Regions from separate parts of the Homo sapiens genome. Here region 2 is linked to region 1. Evidence: read pairs that join two places in POLR2A ChIA-PET (ENCODE). Cell type or tissue: HCT116. All regions are shown on one strand. Region 1 has its middle 11 kb from the start of ACP7. Region 2 holds the start of LOC124904716 (a long non-coding RNA gene).

Region 1 (8,000 bases):
TGCATGCTGCTTATTAAGCCCATTTTATAGATGGAGAAACTGAGGCTAGAGACATTGAGCAGTTTACCTAAAATCACACAACTGGTGTGTGGCAGAGAAGCCAGGACTAGAACCCTGGTGTGTCTGATTTCAAAGCCTGGTGTGTGAAAACTTTTTTTTTTTTTTTTTTGAGACAGAGTTTCGCTCTTGTTGCCCAGGCTGGAGTGAAATGGCATGATCTCGGCTCAATGCAACCTCCGCCTCCCGGGTTCAAGCGATTCTCCTGCCTCAGCCTATGGAGTAGCTGGGATTACAGGTGCGCACCACCATGGCTGGTCAATTTTTTGTATTTTTAGTACAGATGGGGTTTCGGCATGTTGGCCAGGCTGGTCTCGAACTCCTGATCTCAGGTGATCCACCCGCCTTGGCCTCCCAAACTGCTGGGATTACAGGTGTGTGAATACGTTTAGGAGTGACTCTTCCCTGCTTAGAATATTATCCAGTGTGAAATGCTGTCAGCTCCACCTTCCAATCTATCCAGAACCTGCCCAATTCTGCAGCCCCTACCCATCCTCTCCTTCCTGGGCTGTCTCAGCAGGTCCCTCCCTGGTCTTCCCGCTCCCATCCTGTCCCCCTCCTCACCCCCTGCAGTCTGTCCCTCACATGTAACCAGAGGGGTCCTGTGAACACCTGAGTCAGATCACGTCTCTCACCTGCTCAAAGCCCTCCTGATCCTCTCACTCAGGGGAAAGCCAGAGACCTCCTTATGGCCCACGAGACCCCACGTGACCTCCCCGTCACTTCTCTTTCCTTATCTCTTACTACTTGCCCCTCACCCACACTGGTTCAGGCACCAGGCTTCTACGCTGTTTTTTGTTTTGTTTTGTTTTTTTGAGATGGAGTCTTGCTCTGTTGTTCAGGCTGGAGTGCAGTGGTGCAATCTCAGCTCACTGCAACCTCTGCTTCCTGGGTTCAAGCGATTCTTCTGCCTCAGCCTCCCGAGCAACTGGGACTGCAGGTGCATGCCACCATGCCGGGCTAATTTTTGTATTTTTAGTAGAGGCAGGGTTTCACCATGTTGCCAAGGCTGGTCTTGAACTGCTGACCTCAAGTGATCCGCCCACGCCGGCCTCCCAAAGTGCTGGGATTACAGGTGTGAGCCACTGCACCTGGCCTCTACACTGTTCTTTGAACATATTAGTCATGTCCCCACTTCTCAGGGCCTTCTTATTGCCTGTTCCCTCGACCTAGAACATTCTTCCCCAGGTGCCCATGTAGCCCCTTCTCTCCTTCCTTCAGGCCTTACCCAGATGACACTTTCTCAGGCAGCCCTCCCCTTGACTAATTTAAAATTACAATCCACCTCCACACACTACTCCCCACCCCACAAGCCAGGGGTCTGCAAAAGTTTTTTGGTAAAGGGCGAGATATTAAATATTTTAAGATTTGCAGGCCACGTAGCCTCCGTCACAGCTACTGGACTCTGTCATCAAACAAAAGCACCTACAGACATTACAGGACCCAATGAGTGTGGGTGTATTCCAGTAAAACTTTATGGAGGCCAGGCGCAGTGGCTCATGCCTGTAATCCTAGCACTTTGGTAGGTCGAGGCAGGAGGATTGCTTGAGGCCAAGAGTTCAAGACCAACATGGCCAACATAGTGAGACCTCATCTCCAAAAAACAAACAAACTTACAGACACTGAAATTGGAAATTCATATAATTTTCTTTTCTTTTCTTTTCTTTTTTTTTTGAGATGGAGTTTCTTTCTTGTTGCCCAGGCTGGAGTGCAATGGCGCGATCTCAGCTCACTGCAACCTCTGCCTCCCGGGTTCAAGCGATTCTCCTGCCTCAGCCTCCCGAGTAGCTGGGATTACAGGTGCCCACCATCACATCAGGCTAATTTTTGCATTTTTAGTAGAGATGGGGTTTCACCATGTTGGCCAAGCTGGTTTCAAACTCCTGACCTCAGGTGATCCGCCCGCCTCAGCCTCCCAAAGTGCTGGGATTACAGGCATGAGCCACCACGCCCAGCCAAAATTCATATAATTTTCATACACCAGAAAATATTATTTTTCTTTTGTTTTTGTTTTCCAACCATTAAAAAACATAAAAATCAACCGGGCATGGTTGCTTATGCCTGTAATCCCAGTGCTCTGGGAAGCTGAGGCAGAAGGATCACTTAAGTCCAGAAGTTTGAGACCAGCTGGGGCAATACAGCAAGACCCCATCTCTTAGAAAAATACTAAAATTAGCAGGGTGTGGTGGTGCACGCGTGTAGTCCCAGCTACTTGGGAGGCTGAGGTGGGAGGATTATCTGAGCCCGGGATGTTGAAGCTGTGGTGAGCCATGATCGCACCACTGTACTCCAGCCTGAGTGACAGAGGTGAGAACCTGTCTCAAAAAAAAGTTTTTTTAAGTTAAAACTAGGCCAAGCATGGTGGCTCATGCCTATAATCCCAGCACTTTGGGAGGCCAAGACAGGCAGATCACCTGAGTTCAGGAGTTTGAGACCAGCCTGGCCAACATGGTGAAACCCCGTCTCTACTCAAAATACAAAAATTAGCTGGGCATGGAGGTGTTTGCCTGTAATCCCAGCTACTCGGGAGGCTGAGGCAGGAGAATCACTTGAAATCAGGAGGCAGAGGTTGCAGTGAGAAGTGATCACACCACTGCACTCCAGCCTGGGTGACAGGGAGAGACTTCGTCTTTAAAAAAAAAAAAAAAGTAAAAACCATTCTTAGGTTGTAGGCTGTATAAAAACAAATGACAGGCTGGATTTGGCCACCCGACTGTAGTTTGCTGACCCCTGCCCTAAGCTTACCCTGGCTAATATTTGTTTCATAGCATTCATCACCTTCTAACAGACTGTAATATTTACTTGTTTATTATGTTTATTTTCTAGCATCTCCCCTGGAGCTATCAGCCCCAGCTTCCTAACAGCTCCAGGAAGGCAGGGATGTTGGCTGTCTGGCACATAGCAGGTGTGCAGTAAGGATTTATTAAATGATCAAATACATGGATGAATCCTAATGACTGTTGGGATCATGAACCCATTCTTGCTGCCCGGCTAAGTGCTGGACCCTAGAATTTGAGATTGAGAGGAGGAGGAGAGCACAGAATCATTTTCTTTCTCTCTCTCTCTTTCTTTCTCTCTCTCTCTTTTCTTTCTTTCTTTCTCTTTCTTTCTTTCTCCTTCCTTCCTTCCTCTCTCTCTCCTTCCTTCCTTCTTTCGTTTCTCTCTCTCTCTCCTTCCTTCCTTCCCTCCTTCTTTCCTTCTTTTTTTCTTTCCTTTTTCTTTTCTATTTTTCCGAGTCTTACTCTGTCGCCCAGGCTGGAGTGCAATGGTGCAATCTTGGCTCACTGCAATCTCCGCCTCCCAGCAGAACCATTTCCTTTCATCCCAAACTTTGAGCTCCATGATTTCATCCTGACTGCATATGATGTCACATGTCAGGGGACCTGTGAGCCACCGGAGGTGAGCAGCATGCCCAGGGCACAGCTCACCTCCCGAGAGATGCCACCCTGCTTCAAATTACAGCAGGAAGGAAGAGTGACTCACCCTCTCAGATGTGGAGGCTTCCTGTGACGGACCCAGGACAGCCCACCCCACACTTCACCTCATAATCACAGCCACAGCCAGTTCACTGGAGGCTTCCTGTGAACCGTGTATGATTGCATGGATTCCTCACCACTTCACATGGTCCCATTTTGTATTACAGAAGAGGAAACTGAGGTTCAGAGGAGTGAGCTCACTTACCTGACATCACACTGTCAGTAAGAAGAATAGCTAAGCCAGGTGCGGTGGCTCATGCCTGTAATCCCAGCACTTTGGGAGGCCAAGGCGGGTGGATCGCCTGAGGTCAGGAGTTCGAGACCAGCCTGGCCAACATGGTGAAACTCTGTCTCTACTAAAAATACAAAAATTAGCCAGGCATAGTGATGGACGCCTGTGTTCCCAGCTACTCAGGAAGCTGAGACAAGAGAATCTCTTGAACCTGGGATGTGGAAGTTGCAGTAAGCTGAGATTGCACCATTGCACTCCAGCCTGGGCAACAGAGCAAGACTCTGTGTCAAAAAACAAACAAACAAACAAACAAAAAACCTGAGATTCATTCCTTTCTGCACACTTGGCCTTAACCACCAGGCCCCACTGTCTCCGATTCATCCCTCTGCCATCTCATCCTGGATTTCAGGCCTCAGGTCCTGTGTCATCTCCCAGCATGGTTTTGTTTTTGTCTTTTTTTCTTTTCTTTTTTTTTTTTTTAAGATGAAGTTTTGCTCTTGTTGCCCAGGCTGGAGTGCAATGGCGCAATGTTGGCTCACTGCAATCTCCGCCTCCGGGGTTCAAGCAATTCTCCTGCCTCAGCCTCCTGAGTAGCTGGGATTACAGGCATGCACCACCACGCCCAGCTAATTTTGCATTTTTAGTCAAGACGGAGTTTCTCCATGTTGGTCAGGCTGGTCTCGAAGTCCCGACCTCAGGTGATCCACCTGTCTTGGCCTCTCAAAGTGCTAGGATTACAGGCGTTAGCCACCCTTCCTGGCCATGTATTTTGTTTTTTAAGACAGGGTCTCATTCTGTTGCCTAGGCTGCAGTGCAGTGTCATGATCATAGCTCACTGCAGCCTCGAACTCCTGGACTCAAGTGATCTTCCCACTTCAACCTCCCTAGTAGCTGAGACTACAGTTTCACACCACCTCACCCACCTGATTTTTAAAAATTTTTTGTAGACACAGTCTCGCCTTGCTGACCAGGCTGGTCTCAAACTCCTGGGCTGAAGCGATCCACCTGCCTTGGACTCCCAGCGTGCTGGGATTATAGGCGTGAGCCACTGCACGTGGCCTCCAAGCATCACTGTATCATCAGGTGGACATAACAGTTCCATAAAATCCGGAATTGAGGCCAGGGACAGACTAAACCCTCAAACAAACATGAGCTCTTATAAATATTGGCCCAACTATTTATTTATTTTTATTTTATTATTATTTTTTTTTTTTTGACAGAGTCTTGCTCTGTCGCCTAGGCTGGAGCACAGTGGTGTGATCTTGGCTCACTGCAACCTCTGCTACTTGGGTTCAAGTGATTCTCCTGCCTCAGCCTTCCAAGTAGCTGGGAATACAGGCACATGACACCATGCCTGGATAATTTTTGTTTTTTGTTTTTTGAGACGGAGTCTCACTCTGTTGCCCAGGCTGGAGTGCAGTGGCGCGATTACGGCTCACTGCAAGCTCCACCTCCCGGGTTCATGCCATTCTGCTGCCTCAGCCTCCCAAGTAGCTGGGCCTACAGGTGCCCGCCACCATGCCCGGCTAATTTTTTTTTGTATTTTTTAGTAGAGACGGGGTTTCACCTTGTTAGCCAGGATGGTCTCGATCTCCTGACCTCGTGAACCACCTGCCTCGGCCTCCCAAAGTGCTGGGATTACAGGCGTGAGCCACTGCACCCGGACTTTTTTTTTTTTTTTTTTTAGTAGAGACAGGGTTTTACCATGTTGGCCAGGCTGCTCTTGAACTCCTGACCTCAAATGATCTGCCCACCTCGGCCTCCCAAAGTGCTGGGATTACAGGTGTGAGCCACCATGCCTGGCCCCAACTATTTATTGTACCATTGTTGGGTACACCATTTTCCACTGTAGTCACATTGAGGAGTGTTGGAAGATTTTAAAGTCCTACGGGGGTGTGCTCGGGAGGCTGAGGTGAGAGGATCACTTGATCCCAGGAGACTGCAGTGAGCTGTGATCATGCCACTGCACTCCAGCCTGGGCAACGGAGCAAGACCCTGTCCCCCCCAAAAAATTGCCTTAAAAAATATCTTATTAGGCTGGACGCAGTGGCTCACGCCTGTAATCCCAGCACTTTGGGAGGCCGAGGCGGGCCGATCGCTTGAGCCCAGGAGTTTGAGACCAGCCTGGCCAACATGGCTAAACCTCGTCTCTACAAAAAATACAAAAATTAGCCAGGTGTGGTGGTGTGTGCCCGTGGTCCCAGCTATTCAGAAAGCTGAGATGGGAGGATCACTTGAGCCTGGGAGGGAGGCAGAGGTTGCAGTGAGCCAAGATCTCACCACTGCACTCCAGCCTTGGTAGATCCTGTCTGTAAATAAATAAATAAAAACCCACTGGAGAGCAAGGCTCATCCTTCTGTGTGAGGAAAGGGCAGCCTGGCCCCTGCTGTGTGAAGGATGAGCTGGGTCATATCAAGATCAAATCTGGTGTGATCTTCCCTGAGGGTCTACACTAATCCTTCCTCGTGAGTTCAGTGGGTGAGAACAGGAGTTGAGTCCTAGAGGGCACATGACTCACCACCAACTGGGGGATCTGTCAGGGCTGAAGCGTGGGTCACGCTGTGCATGGTCAGCAGGAGTGTGGTCAGCTCTGTGTATCCTACCTCCAGGAACACCCCAGCCCTCCACAGGCTCTCAGGCGTGGGCCCAGCAGCACAGTTACTAGAGGGAAACGAGTATACCCCTGGGTCCATGGCAGGTCACTCAGGGAGAACAGGCTCTCTGCCATGGTCCATGGCAGGTCTCGCAGGGAGAACAGGCTCTCTGCCATGGTCAAGGCAAGTCAAGTATAGACAGGAATGTGAGCCGGGTGTGGTGGCTCCCAGCACTTTGGGAGGCTGAGGTGGGAGGATCTCTTGAGCCCAGGAGTTCAAGAGCAGCTTGGGTGATGTAGTGAGACCCTGTCTCTGGTTAAAAAGAAAGGAAGAATGTGGTTCATGTTCACCCAGCCATACTCTCCTCAACTTAAAAAACAAAACAAAGGCCGGGTGCAGTGGCTCAAGCTGCAATCTCAGCACTTTGGGAGGCCACAGTGCAAGGTGGGCAGATTGCTTGAGCTCAGGAGTTCGAGATCAGCCTGGGTGACACGGTGAAACCCCGTCTCTACAAAAAAATACAAAAACTAGCCAGGTGTGGTGGTGTGCACCTGTCATCCCAGCTACTTGGGAGGCTGAGGTGGGACGATCATTTGAGCCCAGGAGGTCAAGGCTGCAGTGAGCTGAGATCATTATACCACTGCACTCCAGCGTGGGCAACAGAGTGAGACACTGTCTCAAAAAAAACCAAAAAACAAAAAAAACAGTACAATGGCAGTTGGCATGCTGGCGATGATTGCCCCCACATTGGCCTCATGAGTCACACGGTCCTATCTGGACTTGTTGCCCTCTAACCTTTTCTATTTTATTTTTATATAATATAAATAAATAAATAATTTGTATATTATATAATTATAGAAATATGTAGAAATAATTTTTATATAATAGAAATATTATATATTTATTTTTATATAATATTTTTATGTCTATATTAGAGAAAGGGTCTCTGTCTGTCACCCAGGCTAGAGTGCAGTGGCATGATCATGGCTCACTGCAGCCTCGAGCTCCTGGGTTGAAGTGATCCTCTTGCCACGGCCTCCCCAGTAGCTGGGATCACAGGCACACAACACCATACCCGGCCTGCCCTCAGACTGTGGTGCCCTGCTGCCATGCTGGGACCTCCTTTACTGCCATCCTGAGGTGCCTCTTCACTTCTCTCCTATGTCAGGTCCCCTGTGTCCTGGATCTCAGTGCTCCCCTTTTTCTTGGTGGTGCTCTCATTTCAGTTGAGTGCATCCTGAAGCTTTTCTTCTTTTTTTTTTTGTGAGATGGAGTCTTGCTCTGTCGCCCAGGCTGGAGTGCAGTGGCGCGATCTCGGCTCACTGCAACCTCCGCCTCCCAGGTTTAAGCGATTCTCCTGCCTCAGCCTCCCGAGTAGCTGGTATCACAGGCACACACCACCATGCCCAAATAATTTTTGTATTTTTAGGAGAGATGGGGTTTCACCATGTCGGTCAGGCTGGTCTCGAACTTCTGACCTCGTGATCCACGCGCCTCAGCCTCCCAAAGTGCTGGGATTACAGGCGTGAGCCACCGTGCCTGGCCATCCTGGAGCTTCTTGAGCAAGGTCATGGGAGGTAAACGTTTCAGACTTTACACGTCTGAAAATGTCTTCAAACTCTCCTCTGACTTGATTGATAG
Region 2 (8,000 bases), 84 kb before region 1:
CCAGGGCGGTAGGAATTTGCTTGATATGGTCAAGGGACAGCGAGGAGGCCACGTGGCTGGAGCAGGGTGGGCGAGGGGGCAAGTGGAAGGACAGGCCAAGGAGGTAATGGGGCAGATCGTGTGGGGCTTTGGGGGCCACCGGGAGGGCCTGGTCCTTTCCCGAGTGAGACGGAGTTGCAGGGGTCTCTGAGCCCAGGAGGGCCACCGCCTGACTCAGGAGTTCACAGGCTCCCACTGGCTGGGAACAGTCTGTGGGGGCAGAACGGAAAGGGGGACCAGGGAGGAGGAGGCTGTGATGGCCCAGTGGAAATCAAGGGGGCAGGACCTTGTGGGGGCTGCAGAGGGGGCGGCATGAGCAGGTTCTGGGCACACTGTAAAGGTGGAGGTGGCAGGACTGGCCGAGGGCTGCAGCGTGAGCTCATAGGCAGGGGCTTGGCCTGGTCTTGCTCCATGTGGCACCCCCAGCACCTGGCGCGGAGCCTGGCGCAGTCAGCCTAGGTCCGTTCCCTCCAGGGCCCTCAGCGTTGCCTCACACATTACAGTTGTTTGCCTGTCTGTGGCCATCTTCCTCGCTAAGTCAGTGACTCATATGGACAGGGACCGCGTTTTGGTTCATGATGGCTGCATTTCAGTGCCTACAGCAGGGCGTGGACTCACAAGGGCTCCCCTTCGTGGCTGTGGACTTGCCCAGGCTGTGCCAGGCACACAGACCAGGCCACGCGGAGCCCTCTAAACAGTGCTGGGTGCTGGGTGGGGAGTCCTCTTCCTTCCTGTTCCCCAAACCAGGAAACTGAGGCCGAGAGGGGAACTCACTGCCCAGGGCTATCCAGTGCCAGGTCACAAAAGCAGCCACTCTGTCCCACAGAGAAGGCAAGTCAACATCCCCCAGCCTCCTGTTCCCCAGTGGTCCCGGCTCCAGCCAAGGCCTCCACTCTAAAGAAAGGACCTTGGAGGTTTATGGGACAAAAACAGGAAGGGACAATGTCCCTGACAATGACCAGACCAAGACCAGAAAAGCCACCGTGGTTAGAAGGGAATCTGAAGACATTACACAAATGTACACACACAGTTCTACAGGGCTTCCCACTTTGGCTCAAACACTGATTCAACACGGCCCTGACTGGGAGGGCCCTGCCAACCTCGCAAACCTCATCTCCTCCCCTCGCTTCTCTCCAGCCGCGCTGGCTGCCTCCGTGTATGTCTTGGACTCATCACAGCTGTTCCAGCCTCCGGGCCTCTGCACCTATCTTCCCTCAGCCAGAACTGCACTGCTCAGCCTTTCTTGATATTCAGGTCTTAGTGCAAATAAAACCTCCTCCGAGAGGCTGCCTGACCCCTGAACAAAATGTGCACCTCGCTTTTTATGTCTCTGTGGCACTTACCACCCCCTGGCATCCTACACCTACTGACTGGCAGTGCCCCCAGCAGAATGTCAGTGCCCTGAGGGCAGGGACCTGTCTGTCTGTCTGGTTCTTGCCGGCATCTAGAGCAGTGGCTGGAACACAGTAGGTGCTCGAGACATATCTGTGGAACAAATGGGTGATGCCATTACCAAAGTAATGAGCCTGGTCCCTGAGGAGGCGCAGGGCACGGGGATGGGGCCGAGACAGACACAAGTCCCTGGGCCTCGTACACTCACTCCCTGGAAGTCTGACCTTGACGCCTGGGGAGAAAATGGGTCTTCAGAGACTGAATCTGGCTGTTCAGCAAGTAAGCTGGTGTGTGTCCCAGCACCACAAAAGGTACCCCCACTGTGAACGCCCAGGCCCTCCCCACTGCAGGGGGGCCCACCCAGCCACATGGCCTACGCTGGGAATCTCAGGAAGTGGCAGCGTATCCTGGCAAAAGCCAAATCACATGGGGGGTGCCTCTGGAAATCCATGAGCCCCCACAATGGGTAAAAGCCCATAAAGACACAGATCCAGTGGGGGGGACGCCTTTGGAAGTGGGGCCTGGATTCAGCAGCGTCTGTGGAGGGTGGAGGGGGCAGCCCTGCTCTCCTTCGTTCCTCCAGGTATAGCGCCGTCCCCGCCACCAGGCCTCTGCATGGACTGTGCCCTTAGCCTGGGTCCTGAAGAGCCCCCTGCCCCCTCAACCTTCACCTTGTTATCCCTTCCTCTTCCTTCAAACTGCAGGTCCATGGCCGGGCACAGTGGCTCATGCCTGTAATCCCAGCACTTTGGGAGGCCGAGGCAGGTGGATCACCTGATGTCAGGAGTTCGAGACCAGCCTGGCCAACATGGCAAAACCCCATCCCTACTAAAAAAATACAAAAATTAGCTGGGCGTGGTGGCATGTGCCTCTAGTCCCAGCTACTTGGGAGGCTGAGGCACGAGAATCACTTGAACCCAGGGGGCGGAGGTTGCAGTGAGTCAAGATCACGCCACTGCACTCCAGCCTGGGCGACAGAGTGAGACTCTGTCTGAAAAAAACCCTGCATGTCCCGTGCCTTCCCCTTGACAGCATCTGTCACAGCTGTAATTTTACCTTTGTCCTTATAGTCCTTAATTAGTATGTCTCCTGCAATGAACGGGCAGCCCCACGAGGACAGGGCCTGTCTCTCCTAGCCACTGCTTTGTCCTCAGCAGAGGCCTGGCGCAGTACAGGGGCTCAGCAGGCCTGTACTGGTGGTTAAGAGCCGACTGCCCAGTCCCAGGTACTGGCTCTACTACTCCAAGCTGTGTGCCCCTGGACAAGTGACTCAACCTCTCTGGGCCTCAGTGTCCTCATCTGCAAACTGGGGGTAGTGATAGTCCCTACCTCCTGAGCATGTTGGACGAGCGAATAAGACGACACATGTAAAACATTTACAACAGTGACTGGTGCCGAGTGGGGCCTCACTGCAGGCTCGCTGCTGTTATCATTACTGCCATTCTTGCTGCTGAATGATGAATGAATGAATGAACAAACACACTACAGAGGATGCCGGGCATGGTCCCTTCTGCCGAGCAAATATGCTAGTCTTACCTTCTCCAGGGTTGGGAGGGAGGAGCCTGATGGGCTGTTATTGTCTGATAACAGGTCTGCCTCTCCCACTGGACTGGGAGACCCAGGAGGGCAGGGCCTGGGGCCATCTCTGTGTCCCCAGGCTTGCCCAGCGCAGAGAGTGTGGCTCAACGAAGAGATGATGCTTCCTTTACCCAGCTAGGCCCAGGCTGGCGCTCAGAGCCCCCAGTGATGCCAGGGCCAAGCCCTCCTGCCCCGAATCTGGCCCAGCACAAAAGGGCACAGACACAAAGGGCACTGCTGGTGCCCTTCACCCCCCAGAGGTACTCAGGGTGGGGATGGACACCACAACAGAGAGTGTGTGGGAGCCCATACGGCCTGGGAAATCAGAGCAGACGTCATTTATTCCTCGCCTGAGGCTGGGCAGGGGGAAGGGGGTGATGTGGCAGGAAAGAGGCCCTGCCCCTCTCAGGCTCCAGCACCCAAGCCCTCTCACTGTCTACCTCCCCTGCCATGCAACACACAAGGCCGTGCACAGACGCCAGGACATACACCAGGCAGCAACCACGGCCTCTCCTCACAGACCCAACACACAGCAGCGAGCGAAGCCATCCCGCAACACATGCATGCTCACACATGCGCGCACACACATGCACACACACGCACACCCACACATGCACATACATGCACGCTCACACACATGCACACTCACAAACATGCACACATGTGCACACACGCACGCTCACACATGCACGCACGCACTCACACAATGCTCACATGCATGCACACACATGCACACACACACATGCATGCTCACACACACGCTCACAAATACATGCTCACATACATGCACACTCACACACATGCATACACACATGCATGATCCCTAGACACAGATGCATGTGAGGACATGCCAGAGCATGCAAGATGTCCGCAGCTGACACCACATAGAGCCGAGTCCTAAGACCATCACACAGACATGCAGATACATACCCAGCCACACAAACCACAGGCCTCCAGGCACATGAACTGGTCACATGGAAAGCTCCCGGGCCATTCTTCTCCAATATTTATCTTAGGCCAAAAAAAGAAAACTTCCCGGCTAGCCGGCAACAGCAGCAATCCACCCTCAACCCTACAACATCCTGAGCACCTCGCGGCGGCCCGTACAGGACCATGGGCTCAGGAGGCTGGTGGCCAGGGGTCAGTGCCTTGCTTGCCGTGGGGCAGGGGAAAAGGACATTTACCAAGAGCCTCCGTTCATGTCTCTAGAATATGGGGCACCAGCAGAGCGTGCCCCAGAGGGAGCTTCTGAGACTTCAGTGGGAGAAGGTGGGGGAGCGGCTCTTAAAGCCAGCCTGGCTCAGAGTACATGCGCAGCAAATGGGAAGGCCGCGGCTCAGCCAGCCTGCACATGGGCCCCAGAAGAGCCATGGATGGACCGTGGACTGCGACCCTTTCATACACACTGCAAAGACTCGTGCACCCAGAGATGCAGAGACTCCCAAAGAGATCCACACATAGATACACAGGGACACGTGTGTATACACACAATGCCGCAGACACTCCATGACTTCGAGGGAAAGCCGCACTGCACCCCAGGACACACACGCACCTAGGAATAACCCCCAAGATACAAAGCTACACTAGGAGGCACCCCCCCGACCCCAAAACCACACACAGTAGGCAAGGAGACCTCCATGGACCTAGGCACACCCAGTCAACTCCAGGGTCACCCAGAGTGACTGAGTGAGGCACAGTCTCACGGAAACTTCTGCCCTCGTGCAAGCCAGACCCCAGGAGCGTGCTCCCACAGAGAGGCTCAGGGACCTATGCTCAGATGCCTGCAAGTCCCCAGCAGACAGGCACCTGCCATCTCGCACACATGGAAACACAGTGACCCCGCTCCAACCCCAAGAAAGGTGTGGCCTTCGCACATGCTCACACTGGCTCCAGTGGCCAGGGGCAGACCCTCCTTCCCTGGCAGCCAGTCTAGCCCTCCCCCTCCCCTCCCGAGGCCTGGCCAGCTCACCTCCACCACGCTCTTTCCCACTTCCTGGGCCACCCTCAATGGGGCGGGCCTGTGGACAGACAGGCTTCCAGCTGGGAAAGCAGAGTAGATCCAGGGCTCCCCAGGCCCTCAACATGGGCACCCACCGAGGAGGGCTGCCTGGGCTCTATGCTCCAGCCTGCAGGGCAGCGGTGGTGACGCGGCCAGGAGTTGAGCCTCGGCTGTGGTTTCCACCCACGGAGGGCGGGAGGGAGGCGGGGCTGGGCCTGGAGCTGGGGTGGGTGGGCCTGGGCCACGTGGCTCATAGCTGCCTGGACAGAGGGCAGGGCTGGGCGGGGACCCCAACCACAGCCTTTGCTTCAGCAGGGTCAGCCTCCCACCAACAGGCACACCCCGCCTCACCCCCCTATGCCAGGCTAGGTGCCAGGGGCTGGAGGGGGTGACTACACAGCAAGGCTGAGTACCTGCAAGCGGCTGGCCAGGCGGCTAAGGGGCAGCCAGGTTTGAAACAAGGGACCAGGGTATGTACGTGGGGGTGGCTGGGGAGTGACAGGGGCCACTAGGTGCAGGATAGAGCCCTGGGGAGAGGGGTGGGTGGGCTCTCTGATATGGAGGCAGAACTGGAGAGCTGGAACTTGCTTCTCCTCCACCCCGACCAAGGCTGGGATTCTAGCAAGTGCCCAGCATGGGCTGGAGGAAAGGGGCCACTCTGCCCCCCTCACCCATGAGGAGGAATCTGAGACTTAGCCTGACCGGGGGAGGGGCGAGGTCAGGGGAGACCACGGTGAAGCCCCCATATCGCCATCCTGAGGTGTGAGAATAGGGCCGGGAGGTGTGGATGGCAGGAAAGGGAGGAGGGAGAGGAGGCCAAGAAGGTGGAACGCCATGCTGGCGCCGCCTCACCAGGATGAAACTAACCCTGCTGAAAAAAGGCAGCTCAACGTGACAAGGCCATATTCTGGGCCAGGCCCTGCTCTTGGCACAGGCATGGGCTCCGGGGCTTTGCCTCACTGCTGCCCTAAATGAGACAGGTCCTTCAGCAGGCCCCTTTCATCATGGAGGAAACTGAGGCGCGGAGAGGCGGAGTGACTTGATGCCCGAGGGGAGGTCAGGCGCTGGGACTCCCAGGCTGGATGTCTGTCCCGGTGTCTGTGCCCTTAACCAGCTGCTCCAAGCATGAGGCTGATGTGATCAGAACCCCCGTTCAGGAACAGAAGAAAAAGATGCTCCACAGCACCCCTCCCTCCCCTTCAAATCCCACCTCCAGTGCAAAGGCTGGCCCGAGGCAGAGCTCGCAGGTGTAACTGTTTCTCCTGTGAACACTGTCTGTTCCCCTCGAGGCCTCCGGAGGGCTGCTTGGTTCATCCCTTCTCACCCTCCGGCCCCACTTGAGGCACCTGCTCCTCCACGAAGCCCTCCCTGCCACCCCAGGCTGGGTCAGGTATCCTCTGGGCTCCAGCCCTGTGCACTCCACCCTGCACCTCCCCATGCCAGCCCTGAGCACCCAGGCTGTCACTGTCTGCAGCTTGCCCGCCTCTCATTCATTCACTGAGCTCCAGGCACATACCAGGCACACCTGTGGGAGGCCCTGATAGTTCAGCACTGAACAAACTCCACAAAACTTCCTGCCCACGGGAGTTGACACCCTAGAGGGGCTCTACCAGGGACTCCAGTCTGGTAGGCGGTAGGGACCAAGGCTGCTGGGTGCCCGGACCCAGGATGGGCACCCAGGCCATGGTGAATCCAGGGACAACAGTGAGCAAGCGCCCCGGCACACAGCAGACAGACGCACCTGGGTCCTTCCCACTACCCTGCTCTGGCACACCCCTGCCCCTGCAGCCAACTCCTCAAGGGCAGATGTTATCTCCACACACAGAACGTGGGCTGGGAGGCCAGCGCTTGCTCTCAGGGCCTGGAACTCCCATCCCCACCTCTGTCCACCCCCTGTCACAGTGAGGAGGAAGTCCAAGGAGGGGCTGGGCCAGGCTCTGGACCACAGCAGGGCAGGTCTAGGGGCCTAGATCCAGAAGTCCCAGATCTCAGGCCACTGCCTCCCCATGGGGTGGGGGGTGGGGCATTTGTCGAGTAACCACCCGCAGAGGAGCCACGTGGGGCAGCTCTGCAAACCAGACGGGCAGGTTTGGGCTCTGGCGGGGAGTGGATGGGGATTGGACAGCTCTGGACAGCCACAGGAAACGAGGTCCCCAATGGACGGAGAGGGAGCTGCACTGGGCGATTCTCAGTGATTCTCACTTTACCACATTTACACTCATCTACCCCTTTTCCTTCTTTTCCTTCTCTCTGTCTTTGTAATACAGGCACACGGTTCAAAAGACAAAAGGCACCAAAGGGTAAACTGTGACAGGATGTCCTCCTTCCACCCTGGCCCAGCTCAGCCCTGGAGGCAACCGCTACTAGACTTTCAGGTTTTTTCTTTTCCTTTCTGAGAGATCCTACGTGTGTGTATGGGTACACACATGATTACCTGCTTTTTAAAAAAACAAGAGAAATGGCAGCCACATGACACACAATATTCTGTACTTTGCTCTTCTCGAAAACATTCCGTGGCTCTCCCACGCTGCTGGCATTTGGCAGGAGCTTAGCAGCATCGAGTGGAAGTGGGGACACACGCTTGACCTAGCAAGAGCTCTCCTGGGTACACACTCCAGCATAACGCAGGCCCATGGGGCAGGGAGCACACGCGAGAAGAGACTAGAAACAAGACAAATGCTCGTCCCCAGGAGGTGGTGAATGAAGGCTCCATGGCACCGCACATGATAGGGAGAATGAATGAATGAATGACTACAGCTACATGTGGATGAGCATCAAAGAAGACGCCACACAGAAGAGGCAAAAACATCGAACAATACTCCATCCTCGGACTTTAAGGTTCAAAGCCAGGCAAAAGGAAACTGCTTCAGGCTGCATACAGAGGTGGCAAACAGAGAGAAAAGCAAGCATATGATGGCCTCAAAAGTCAGGAGAGTTGGACTGGGCACGGTGGCTCATGCCTGTAATCCCAGCACTTTGGGATGCCGAGGCG

The links. ChIA-PET counts read pairs that join two places held together with the same protein. Peaks named below come from ENCODE experiments on the same cell type or tissue, not always from the same donor. Only the 100,000 strongest peaks of a DNase experiment are listed, where the experiment ranks them.
Region 2: POLR2A ChIA-PET joins it to region 1 with 10 read pairs; 6 of 35 experiments call an interaction of 5 or more read pairs at or near these places.

What each region holds. Positions count from the first base shown.
Region 1 is chr19:39,069,337-39,077,336 of GRCh38, reverse strand. No RefSeq gene overlaps it. Among named protein-coding and RNA genes, the nearest start is that of ACP7, 11 kb to the left of the region's middle. RefSeq lists an enhancer at 2,691-3,890. In HCT116, no CTCF peak of the experiment used is centred here; DNase peaks (open chromatin) are centred at 1,106 and 3,486; H3K4me3 peaks cover 1,052 bases; H3K27ac peaks cover 4,692 bases.
Region 2 is chr19:39,153,829-39,161,828 of GRCh38, reverse strand. All of the region lies in intron 1 of PAK4 (p21 (RAC1) activated kinase 4), which reads right to left. It overlaps LOC124904716 (a long non-coding RNA gene), which reads left to right and starts at 5,278. Exons shown (of 2, transcript XR_007067255.1): 1 at 5,278-5,478; 2 at 7,276-8,000. RefSeq lists enhancers at 2,749-3,412, 3,413-4,078, 4,745-5,410. In HCT116, a CTCF peak has its summit at 7,203; a DNase peak (open chromatin) is centred at 7,098; H3K4me3 peaks cover 558 bases; H3K27ac peaks cover 3,238 bases.